2 separate regions of the Homo sapiens genome follow, and region 2 is linked to region 1. A link is a loop called in an ENCODE intact Hi-C map of the cell type or tissue named here. Cell type or tissue: ovary. All regions are shown on one strand. Region 1 overlaps LOC124903090 (vegetative cell wall protein gp1-like). Region 2 overlaps LOC105370082 (a long non-coding RNA gene).

Region 1 (5,000 bases):
GTCGGGGTGTGGTCAGGCCATAGGGGCGGGGCCACATTGGAGGGGGCTGGGTCAGGCGTGGGCGGGGCCAGGCTGGAGGGGCAGAGCCAGGCAGGGGGTGTGGTCACACTGTCCTGTAACGGGAGGGAGGACACACACATCCTGACACCCAGCCTTTGAGGTCTCCACGGGTCTCACAGCCCGTACCTCACTGCGTCCATCTCTTCCCCCACTTCATGACTGGCCCTCAAGAGTCAGGAGTGAATGAACCCCACTGCACAGTGTGTGACACATCACATCTCATCTCTCTGCGCGTGGATTCCCTCAGGCTTCAGGCTTTATGGTGTATTTTCGTTCCTTCCCATTCCTCCTCCCATTCCCCTCCCTGCCGTTAGGAAATCACTGAGCCGTGTGTAATGACGATCTTTTTATTGGGACGTGTTCTTGGAGAGTGCCCATTGCTGTTTCCGGGCATGAACGTCAATGGTCTCATGTGATTAATTTCATTCTGTGTATTTGTAAACTTTTACAAATAATCATGTTTTAAAGATGCTCTCATATCGCTCCGTGTGCACCAGCTCATGCTGTCTCATTGCTGCATGGTTCTCCGTGTGCGCCCACCCCATTTTCCTCTCTGTTCTCCCAGGGACACCCACCCAGGTCCTGTGCCCCTCCCGGCCCCCACAGACAGGCTCAGAGGTCATCTGTGGGCCTCAGAGGTCATCTGTGGGCCTGGGTCAGCACCTCCCTGGGTGTCTACTTGAGGTGGGACCGCTGGGTCCAGGGCCCTCCGTCCACCCCCACCTGCAGGACATCCCTGCGTCCCTGCCCAGGCTGGGAGCCGCCAGCTTCCTAATCACCGCCAGGAGTGACAGGAGACAGCCTGGGTGTGGCATCTTGGCCTGTTGGGATTTCCTCTCCTGGGTGTTGCCTGCTCACATCGCTCTGTCCATTCTTTGGGATTTCTCCTTGTTTCCTTGTTGATTTACAAAGTTACATTGTATATTTGACACACTGATCACGTTCCAGTTTTAAACTTTGCAAATCTCTTTTCCCATTTTGCCAGTCGTCTAATGATTTTGTTCATGGTCTTCTTCATTAAGCAGGCATCCTTTGTTTTGATGTGACAAAACTAATCATTTTTCTATGGTTTATGCTTTCCAAATGTGTTTAAAAAATTGTTCCCAGGCACAAGTTCCCAAAGACTCTATATGTTTTCATATTTTCTCTCTTTTCATATTCAGGTTTTTAATCCATCTAGACTCCATCTTTGTTTGCAGTATTGGTTAGCGATTCAGTCTTACTTTCCTCCACACAGACAACCCGTTTTCCCAGTACCGGTTTTACACAGCCCATCTTCTATCAACGGTTTGTGGAGCCGGTTTCATCACAGTTTTAATAAATATCATGTGAACATGTTACTTAGCTTGGTTGGTATTCCTGAAATGTTCTATTTTCTGTGGACTGTGCTCCTTGGGTAAAATAAACCCAAACCACACAGAATAATGAAAATGTCATGATCATCAACAGCCAAATGCCTCCTGCTTTTCCTCCAGTTGCGGTGCTGGTTAAGAGCAGAGCTTTGGAGCCTATCAGGCCTGGTCCCCGGAAGCAGATCCTGGGATGAGGACTTGGGAACAGGTGACGCGTGAAGGGAGGGCCGGGAGGGAGCGGGGAGAGGCACAGGGTCAGGATAAGCGAAGCTTTGAGCGCCAGGTCTCCTGACTGCAATGGCTTCCTTGTGGTCCTGCAGGGGCGCCCTGGAGCGTGAACCCAGCCTCAGCCGCCCTGTTGGAGGTTCCCACACCCCCGTCACTGGTCAAAGCCTCGCTAGGTGGGGAGGATGAGACAGGGCGAGCTGCTGAGTGTGGGACAACTCACTCCCAGGGGCAGCAGCAGCACAGCCCCTGCCAGGTTCCTGGGATGTGAATAATTTCACCATGACTGATGTTCAGCCTGTGTCATACCTGGTTTATATAATTCCTGAAAACTGTAAACACCAAAATCATATCCCACAAGCTGGGAGGAGGCAGCTTCAGCATGGCTGGCCCCCAGGCCACTTCGGCTCACTGCAGTGGGGCTGGTCGGGCTCAGTGGCCTAAGGACAGTTGTTTAAAGAGGAGTGTCAGGAGCCAGCCCTGGAGAGAGAAGAACACAGAAGCCCAAGAGGGGGTCCTGGGAATGGTGAGGGCCAGAGGATCTGAGTGGAGCCCCCCTGGTGTCCAGGCCCTTGGGGTCTGGATCCGTCTCCTCCCCAACTAGGGCAGGTCCTAGAAGGTTATCAGGGAGCTGGGGCTGTCCCACAGCAGCTTGTGGGAGCCGACTCTCACATTTTCAGGGGTTTTATGAGCCAGTTGTTAAACTGCTAGCACTTGAAATTGGATGTGCTGGGAATATTTGTGCCTGGGAACCTGGCAATCTCCACAAATCAGGGTGATTTATGTTTCTGGAGAGCTGGCTGTTAAATGTCGCCAGCACACTGATTACCTCTCAGTGCACCCCAGCCTCCTCTCTGTCAAATGGGAATGGGACTGTACCTCACCCAGGTCCCTGGGAGTATTAAGTGATATGATAACATTAAGCCCTGAGTTCAAGGCCAAAAAGCTGTGTGACAGTCCCATCAGCCTGCCATGGCTGTGAGATGCACTGGCCCTGCCCTTCCCCCTGTCAGGAGAGGAGTCCAAGCTCACAGAGACCCTCCTCGGTGCCAGGATCAAATCCAGACTTTTCTGGACCTGTGGCAAGAAGGCAAATCAGCGTCCTCAGGGCAGGGCTGTGAGGAAAGCAGGTGTCCCTGGAGCTCATGCCCCCACTGCCGTGGTGGGGTGGGGAGGGAGGCCTGTGCCCCATGGAGAGGCCAAGGCAAAAGGGCCCCTCTTTCTAGAGCTGGCATCGGGGTCTGAGGACAAGAGCAGAGCGAACTGAGCGACCCAGCTCTGGCCTCTACCTGGTAGCACCTGGCCTCCCTGCAGCCCCACCTGCAGTGGTCATCCTTGCTGGAGGAACAGAGAACAGCCTGCCCTGCAGACCACCCAGACCCTGGGCTGTGAGGAGACCCGACCCAGGGAGCAGGAGCACTGGTTAGGCCTCTTCTTGAAGGGGAACCCACCTCACAGGCACCCAGGGTGCAAAGTGCCTGTCCAAACACCACTGATCCTTCCCAGGGAGATGGGAAGGGCTGTCCCAAATCATTCCAGGTGGAGCTGCAGGTTAGTAAATGAATGTACCTGATGCCAGGCAGATTTGAATTTCAGATAAACAGGAATGATTGCTGCTCTAAGCATGAACCCCGCACCCCTGGGGAGTGCTTGTAGCAGATGGGGCTGCTCCATCAGGAGGAGGAGGGGCCTGTGGGTGGGGAGGCCCCCACTGGGCCTGCCCTCCCCTCTTCCCCATCTTTCCCTGGATGCAGACCATCCTGGATGGGCGGGCCACATGGTCACAGGAAACACTAGGATGAAAACGTTTCTGATAATCTGTTAAAAGCTTATCCTGTGCACTAATTTCCCTAGAAGATTCTCCGTGGGTGGGAAACAAGGTGTAGCCTGTAGCTTAGGGGTGAGGACAGCAGAGAAACAGCTCTTTTCAACACTGATGTGCCCCGGGCATGTTTAGCCTGGGAGAGGCAGCCCAAGGAGAGGAAACAGGTGGAGGGGGAGAAAGCCCAGGGACTCTGGAGACAGCAGGGGGAGCAGGTGAGGGCGGGGGGCCGGGCTGGCTGCAGCTGTGAGCAGCTTTCCTGAGCCGGGAGGGGAGAGGTGGCGGGAGGTGCTCAGACCTGTCCTGCCTTCCTATCTGTGCCCAGATGTCTTACGCATAATATGTAAGGACATTGAACACATTGATGTGTCACATATTTAATTCTTGGACAGAAAACATTTTTGTAAAATTTGTTATTTTGCTTTTCAGTATCCATTTCCCATCCTGTTGCTAAATGAACCCCAGTGTTCTTTTGGGTAGTCACTCGTACCCCACCTCAGTCCCTGTGGTTTAGGAGGAACCCAGCCCCTCCATTCCCCGAGTCCAGGTCTGACCCATCAGAACCAGTAAGTGACACGGAGCTTTCTCTTAACATTGGAATCCTGTTGCAAAATGTCAGAATCTGTGCTTGGAAGCATCAATGAAGAACACATTTTGCATTATTTTAAATGGGAAAAATTATAATGTATGATCTTAAAATCTCCAATCAATCCCTTAATACAGCCAAAGCCCAGTAAAATGCTTATGTATCGATATGGTTTGGCTGAGTCCCCACCCAAATCTCATCTTGAATTGTAGCTCCCATAATTCCCATGTGTTGTGGGAGGGACCTGGTGGGAAGTAATTGAATCATGGAGGCAGACATTTCCCATGCCGTTCTCGTGATAGTGAGTAAGTCTCATGAGATCTAATGGTTTTATAAATGGGAGTTCCCCTGCACAAGGCCTCTTGCTTGCTGCCATGTAAGATGCAACTTTGCTCCTCCTTTGCCATTCACCATGATTGTGAGGCCTCCCCAGCCATGCGGAACTGTGAGTCCATTAAACCTCTTTCCTTTATAAATTACCCAGTCTTGGGTATGTCTTTATTAGCAGCAGGAAAACCGACTAATACATGTATGAAGGTCCAAATATTGTGTTAGGGTGCACAGTACTGACAGAATTCCTTTTTGATCAGCAAATAAATGATCAACAAGATTGGCAGCCAACTGTCGCCTGTTTGCAAATGGAGCCCTCCACCCGACCACCAGCGCAGGTCAGCATGCGCTGACCTTGGCAAGGGGCCTAGGTCCCTTGGCCCCTACTGGCACCTGGTGCACTTTTCAACACAGTTTTCAACACACGTGATTACGACAAGCATATGTTTGATGTCACTTAGTTTCTACACGTAGCTTTGTTGGATGTATTATATTAAGATTTGTTAATGGGAATTGGATTCACTCTTATGTAATCATTGGCCATTTTTTCAAAGAGAGTTCTGCACAGCTATGAATTTTGGCTATTAGAGCCAAGAGGTGATTCGCTGCAATCCCAGCCAATCCC
Region 2 (5,000 bases), 210 kb after region 1:
AACATTGTTTTCAGGATGATTAAAAATAGCCTGTCTAATCCATCATCAAGGCCTCAACAGTTACCATGGAGACCACTTTATTACCAAGAGGAGAATTCAGGGGAAGCATCTGTCAAATGAGCGAAGGCTGTCAGGCGTTGACTTCTCCTCCATCTGAGAGATGGCTCTGATCCTCAGGGCTGGGCTGTCTTTTCATGAAGTGGGAGCGGCCACACCTTGGTGATGGATCAGGATCACCCTGCGCCTGAACCTGAGGCTTTAATTAAACTTCTCAAATCTCCACCCTGTGCCACCCTCTGCCCTTCACTCTCCTTGGGCTCAGCTGGAAGGAAGCAAGATTTGAGACACTGAAAAATACAGTGTTTGATTTGCTAATTCCCAAGAAAAGGGAGTTGAGAGAAATTTATGTTCAGGGCTTTAGGAAGCCTGGGTGTTGGCTCCGTCCTAATGCCTGAAACTCACTGCACCCCTGAGGGAGCAGCAGGTTTCCTCCTGCGAATGACTGCGATCTCTCAACTAAACTCCACCCAGGAAACCTGTGTTCACGTGAGGCAGGCGAGAGAATAATGGCTCAGAGACCCAGCAGAAGCCCCTGCTGACCTTGGGGTGTCCTCTAGCACCTGACAGAGGACACACCTGGAGGACCACGTGGCACTGCCGGCCCAGACTTAAAACATGGAATTAATCCCCAATAGGTAAAAAGTGGGAGATTTCCATGAATTCACCAGTTCACACATCATTTATTGCACCCTAGCTGAGCTGGGCACTGCTGTGGGTGCTGGGGATAGACGCTCGGGGAACAGAGACCCTGCCTGCGTGCAGACCCCCTTCGTGGGCCCACGTGCAAGCCGGATCCCTGAACGGATCCAACAGCCTGGGCAGCTGGCACGGGGCTCTCCTTGCTGCAGCATCTGTGGGTGAAGCCGCTGCTCCCTTTCCTGTGGGGACTCTCCGCGCCACAGTCCCCACCACGCCCTATCACTGCCACGCTGGGGCTGATGCCACTTACTGTTTGTCACCACATTGGGTGACGCTTCCTCAGAATGGACCAACAGGGAAAGGGAAGAGCTTTTGTTTTGTTTTGTTTTGTTTTTAATGCTTACCAAAAATAGGAAAACAGAAGACAGACCATGGGGACTGAGTGTTTCCAGAACCCCTGGACGAACATTTCCATACGGTTGTGGAAAATTCGCGGTTGAAAGTCCAAACTCCAAGAGCGGGTTGGCCTGGGCTCTCCCTCAGCCTCATCCTGGCTGGAGGATCAAGCAGCTTCCTGTGTCTCGGACCCTCAGGTTCCTCGTCTGTGAAGTGGGGATGAGAACAGCACCTGCCACTTCTGGCTCTTTTTTAAAACCAATTTTAATAGAGATGGGGCCTCACTATGTTGCCCAGGCTGGTCTCAAACTCCTGGGCTCAAGCAATCCACCCATCTCGGCCTCCCAAAGTGCTGGGATTACAGGGGTGAGCCACCGCATCCGGCCCCTTTTCTGGCTCTTACGAGGGTTGAGTGAGCCTGTACACCTGAAGAATATAGATTGTTAAGTTTCTGCCTCATCATTATCATTTTAACATGCAAATAAAATCCCATCCTGGCCCCCGGTGGTGTTTGATTTTTCAACCCCTGTGAGTGGGCATCAGACTCAGAGCTTTGGGCAGACGAGGCCTTAGCTAGTTGTGAATAACATCATTTTGTCTTCATTTCACGTTCAAGCCACCTTCTGCTTATGGTAAGTGAGAATGATTTTCTGCTTATGGTGGTGAAATATGTTTCCTCTTTAGAGGAATTTAGTGAAGTGAAAGTGAGATGATTTAAAGAAAAACGTGGAATAAGTAATGTGTATGGAACATGGAAGGTGGGAAGTGAAGACTGGAGTTTGAGGAGCCAAGAACGAGTCCAATTTCCTCATTTTATGAGTGAGGAAACTGAGGCCTGGAGAAGGGACAGGACTCACCCAGGGCCACAGAGTGAGGCTAAGGCAGAGGCAAGACCGGAATCCAGGTTGCTGTCCCCAGACTCAAAGTGTGTGGCTGGTCACTGCTGATGGCTCACCCACCAGGGACAGGAGGAGGAGGAGGTGAGGAGGAGGAGGAGGGGAGGAGGAGGAGGAAGAGCAAGAGGAAGAGGAGGAGGGGAGGAAGAGGGGAGGATGAGGAGAAGAGGAGGAAGAGGAGGAGGAGAAGGAGGAAGAGGAAGAGGAGGAAGAAGAGCAACAGGAAGAGGAGGCGGAGGGGAGGAGGAGGAGGGGAGGAGGAGGAGCCGTGTGACATCTGTGGGTAATGAGGCCCCGGCATGGCCTCGTCCTCTGGGGAAAGCCCGTGGGATCCTCTCGGGGCCCATTCACCTCTGCTGGGCCCATGAAGAGGGGTCTGCACGTGGGCTGGGTCTTTGTTTCCCGAGTGGCTGTCACACAACAATGGCAGGTTTTAGTAGCTGCATCAGAGCCTGTGTGCCCTGAAAAGATGTTTGCAGGCCTCACGGGCTCTGGGTCTTGACGGAAGATGTTTGCTGGCCCAGCTCTTCCCTGTGGGGCCCTGGCGTCACCTGTGTCCTTGCTCCCCCATCCTGAACGGTGGCCGCTGGGCAAAGGCCACACCAGAGCCGGCTTTTCCCCATCGCAGATCAGCTGACGGGGCTTCTGTGGGCCTACTCCTGGCTCCCTGTTTCATCCCAGTGGTCTGTCTGTCTGTTCTTGCACTGATACCACTCTGTCGCGATTACTGTCGTTTTAAGATAAGGCTTGAAGTTAGGTATGTGGGTTCTCCAACTCTGTTCTTCCTCACGGTGTTGGCTGTTCGAGGACTTTCGCCTTTCCATAGAACGTCAGACTCAGTTGACATAATCTGCAGAATGCCTTCCTGGGCTTGGCTGGGATTGCAGTGAGTCACCTCTTGGTTTTAATATCCAAAATTCATAGAATGTGCAGATGTCTCCTTGAAAAAATGGCTGATTACATAAGAATGAATCCAACTCCCATTAACAAATCTTAATATACGTGTAAAAAAACAATATCCAGGAACAAATCAAGTGACTTCCGAATATGCCTGTGGTGATCACGTAGACCTGTGTTGAAAAGTGCACCAGATGCCAGCAGGGGCTGAGGGTCGCTCACCCGCACTGACGCGAGCTGCTGGGCAGGGGGCTCCATCCGCGCACAGGTGGCGGTCAGCTGACAACCCTGTTGATCATGTATTTGCCCATCAAGAAGGGACCCTGTCAGTATTGTGCACCCTGACATGATAGCTGGATCTTCATATGTAAGCATTTTCCTGTGCTTTAACTGTTTTAGGGGATTGAGCAGAAATTTTAGGACGAAGTGTTGTAATTTTTTCCATTTGAAATAATGAAAAATGTGTCCTTGGGTGGTGGTTTCATGCACCGATTCTGACTTTTTGCAACAGGATCCTGGTGATGAGAGAAAGCTCCCTGTCCTCTTACTGGTTCTGATGGGTCAGACATGGACTCCGGGAATGGAGGGGCAGGGTTAGTTCCTCCTAAACCACGGGAACTGCAGTGTCAGCGGATCTGACTGATTACCCAAAAGAACACGGGGGTTCGTTTAGCAAGAGGATGGGAAATGGATACTGAAAAGCAAAATAACAGATTTTAGAAAAAAGTTGTCTATCCAAGAGCTAAATATGTGACACATCAATGTGTTCAATGTCCTTACATATTATACATAAGACATCTGTGTACAGATAGGAAGGCAGGACAGGTCTGAGCACCTCCCGCCACCTCTCCCCTCCCGGCTCAGGAGAGCTGCTGATGGCTGCAGCCAGCCCGGCCCCCCGCCCTCACCTGCCCCTCAGTGATAAGAGGCCCCAGGCTTCCTCCCCCTCCAACTGTTTCCTGTCCTCTGGCTGCCTCTTCCCGGCCCATAAACATGCCCGGGGCACATCAATGTTGAAAAGGGCCATTTCTCTGCTGTCCTCATCCCTGAGCTACAGGATACACCTTGTTTCCCACCCACAGAGAATCTTCTAGGGAAATTAGTGCACAGGATAAGCTTTCAAAAGATTATCGGGAGTGTTTTCAGCCCAGTGTTTCCTGTGACCGTGTGGCCCGCCCCTCCAGAGTGATCTGTGTCCTGGGGCTCAGGGCAGACACGGGTCCTCCCTGCCCACAGTCCCCGCCTCCTCCTGATGGAGCAGGCCCATCTGCTGGGAGCACTACCCACGGGGGGGCATACTTAGAGTAACAATCATTCCTGTTTATCTGAAATTCAAATCTGCCTGGAAATTTATTTGCTGGAGGGATCAGCTGTGTTTCCAGGGGCACTTTGCTCCCTTGGTGCCTGTGAGGGGGTTTCTCCTTCCAGAAGAAGTCTCTGTAACCAGCGCTCCCACTTTCCAGGGTCTCCTCACAGCTCAGGGTCTGGGTGGTCCCTGTGGCCTGCAGGGCGGGCTGTTCTCTGTCCCTCCAGCAGGGACAGCGGCTGCAGGTGGGTCTGCAGGGAGGCCGGGTCCCACCAGGTGGAGGCCAGAGCTGGGTCATTCAGTTCTCTCTGCTCTTGTCCTGACACCCTGATGTCAGCTCGGGAAAGAGGGGCCCCTTTGCCTTGGCCACTCCTTGGGGCACAGGCCTCCCTCCCCACCCCACCCCAGCAGTGGAGGCCAGAGCTGCAGGGACACCTGCTTCCCTCACAGGCTGGCCTCACAGCCTAGCCCTGAGAATGTTGATTTGCCTTGTTGGCTGAAAGTGTGTCCAGAATTTGTGGGTTCTTGGTCTCACTGACTTCAAGAATGAAGCCATGGACCCTCACAGTGAGTGTTACAGCTCTTAAGGTGGCGTGTCTGGAGTCTGTCCCTTCTGATGTTCGGATGTGTTCGGAGTTTCTTCCTTCTGGTGGGTTCGTGGTCTCACTGGCTCAGGAGTGAAGCTGCAGACCTTCGCGGTGAGTGTTACAGCTCTTAAGGCAGTGCGTCTGGAGTTGTTCATTCTTCCCAGTGGGCTCGTGGTCTCGCTGGCTCAGGAGTGAAGCTGCAGACCTTCGTGGTGAGTG

What was found. A loop is a pair of places that touch in the nucleus more often than their neighbours do. Peaks named below come from ENCODE experiments on the same cell type or tissue, not always from the same donor. Only the 100,000 strongest peaks of a DNase experiment are listed, where the experiment ranks them.
Region 2: it touches region 1 in a loop (4-fold over the local background); 11 of 110 quality-filtered maps call a loop at or near these places.

What each region holds. Positions count from the first base shown.
Region 1 is chr12:131,435,781-131,440,780 of GRCh38, reverse strand. LOC124903090 (vegetative cell wall protein gp1-like) reads right to left here. Exons shown (of 2, transcript XM_047429977.1): 2 at 394-5,000. Among named protein-coding and RNA genes, the nearest start is that of LINC02370, 91 kb to the right of the region's middle. In ovary, no CTCF peak of the experiment used is centred here; DNase peaks (open chromatin) are centred at 1,690 and 2,870.
Region 2 is chr12:131,229,010-131,234,009 of GRCh38, reverse strand. It overlaps LOC105370082 (a long non-coding RNA gene), which reads left to right. Exons shown (of 4, transcript XR_945559.3): 4 at 1-5,000. Among named protein-coding and RNA genes, the nearest start is that of LINC02415, 66 kb to the left of the region's middle. RefSeq lists a silencer at 3,624-3,820 and an enhancer at 3,692-3,986. In ovary, no CTCF peak of the experiment used is centred here; a DNase peak (open chromatin) is centred at 3,079.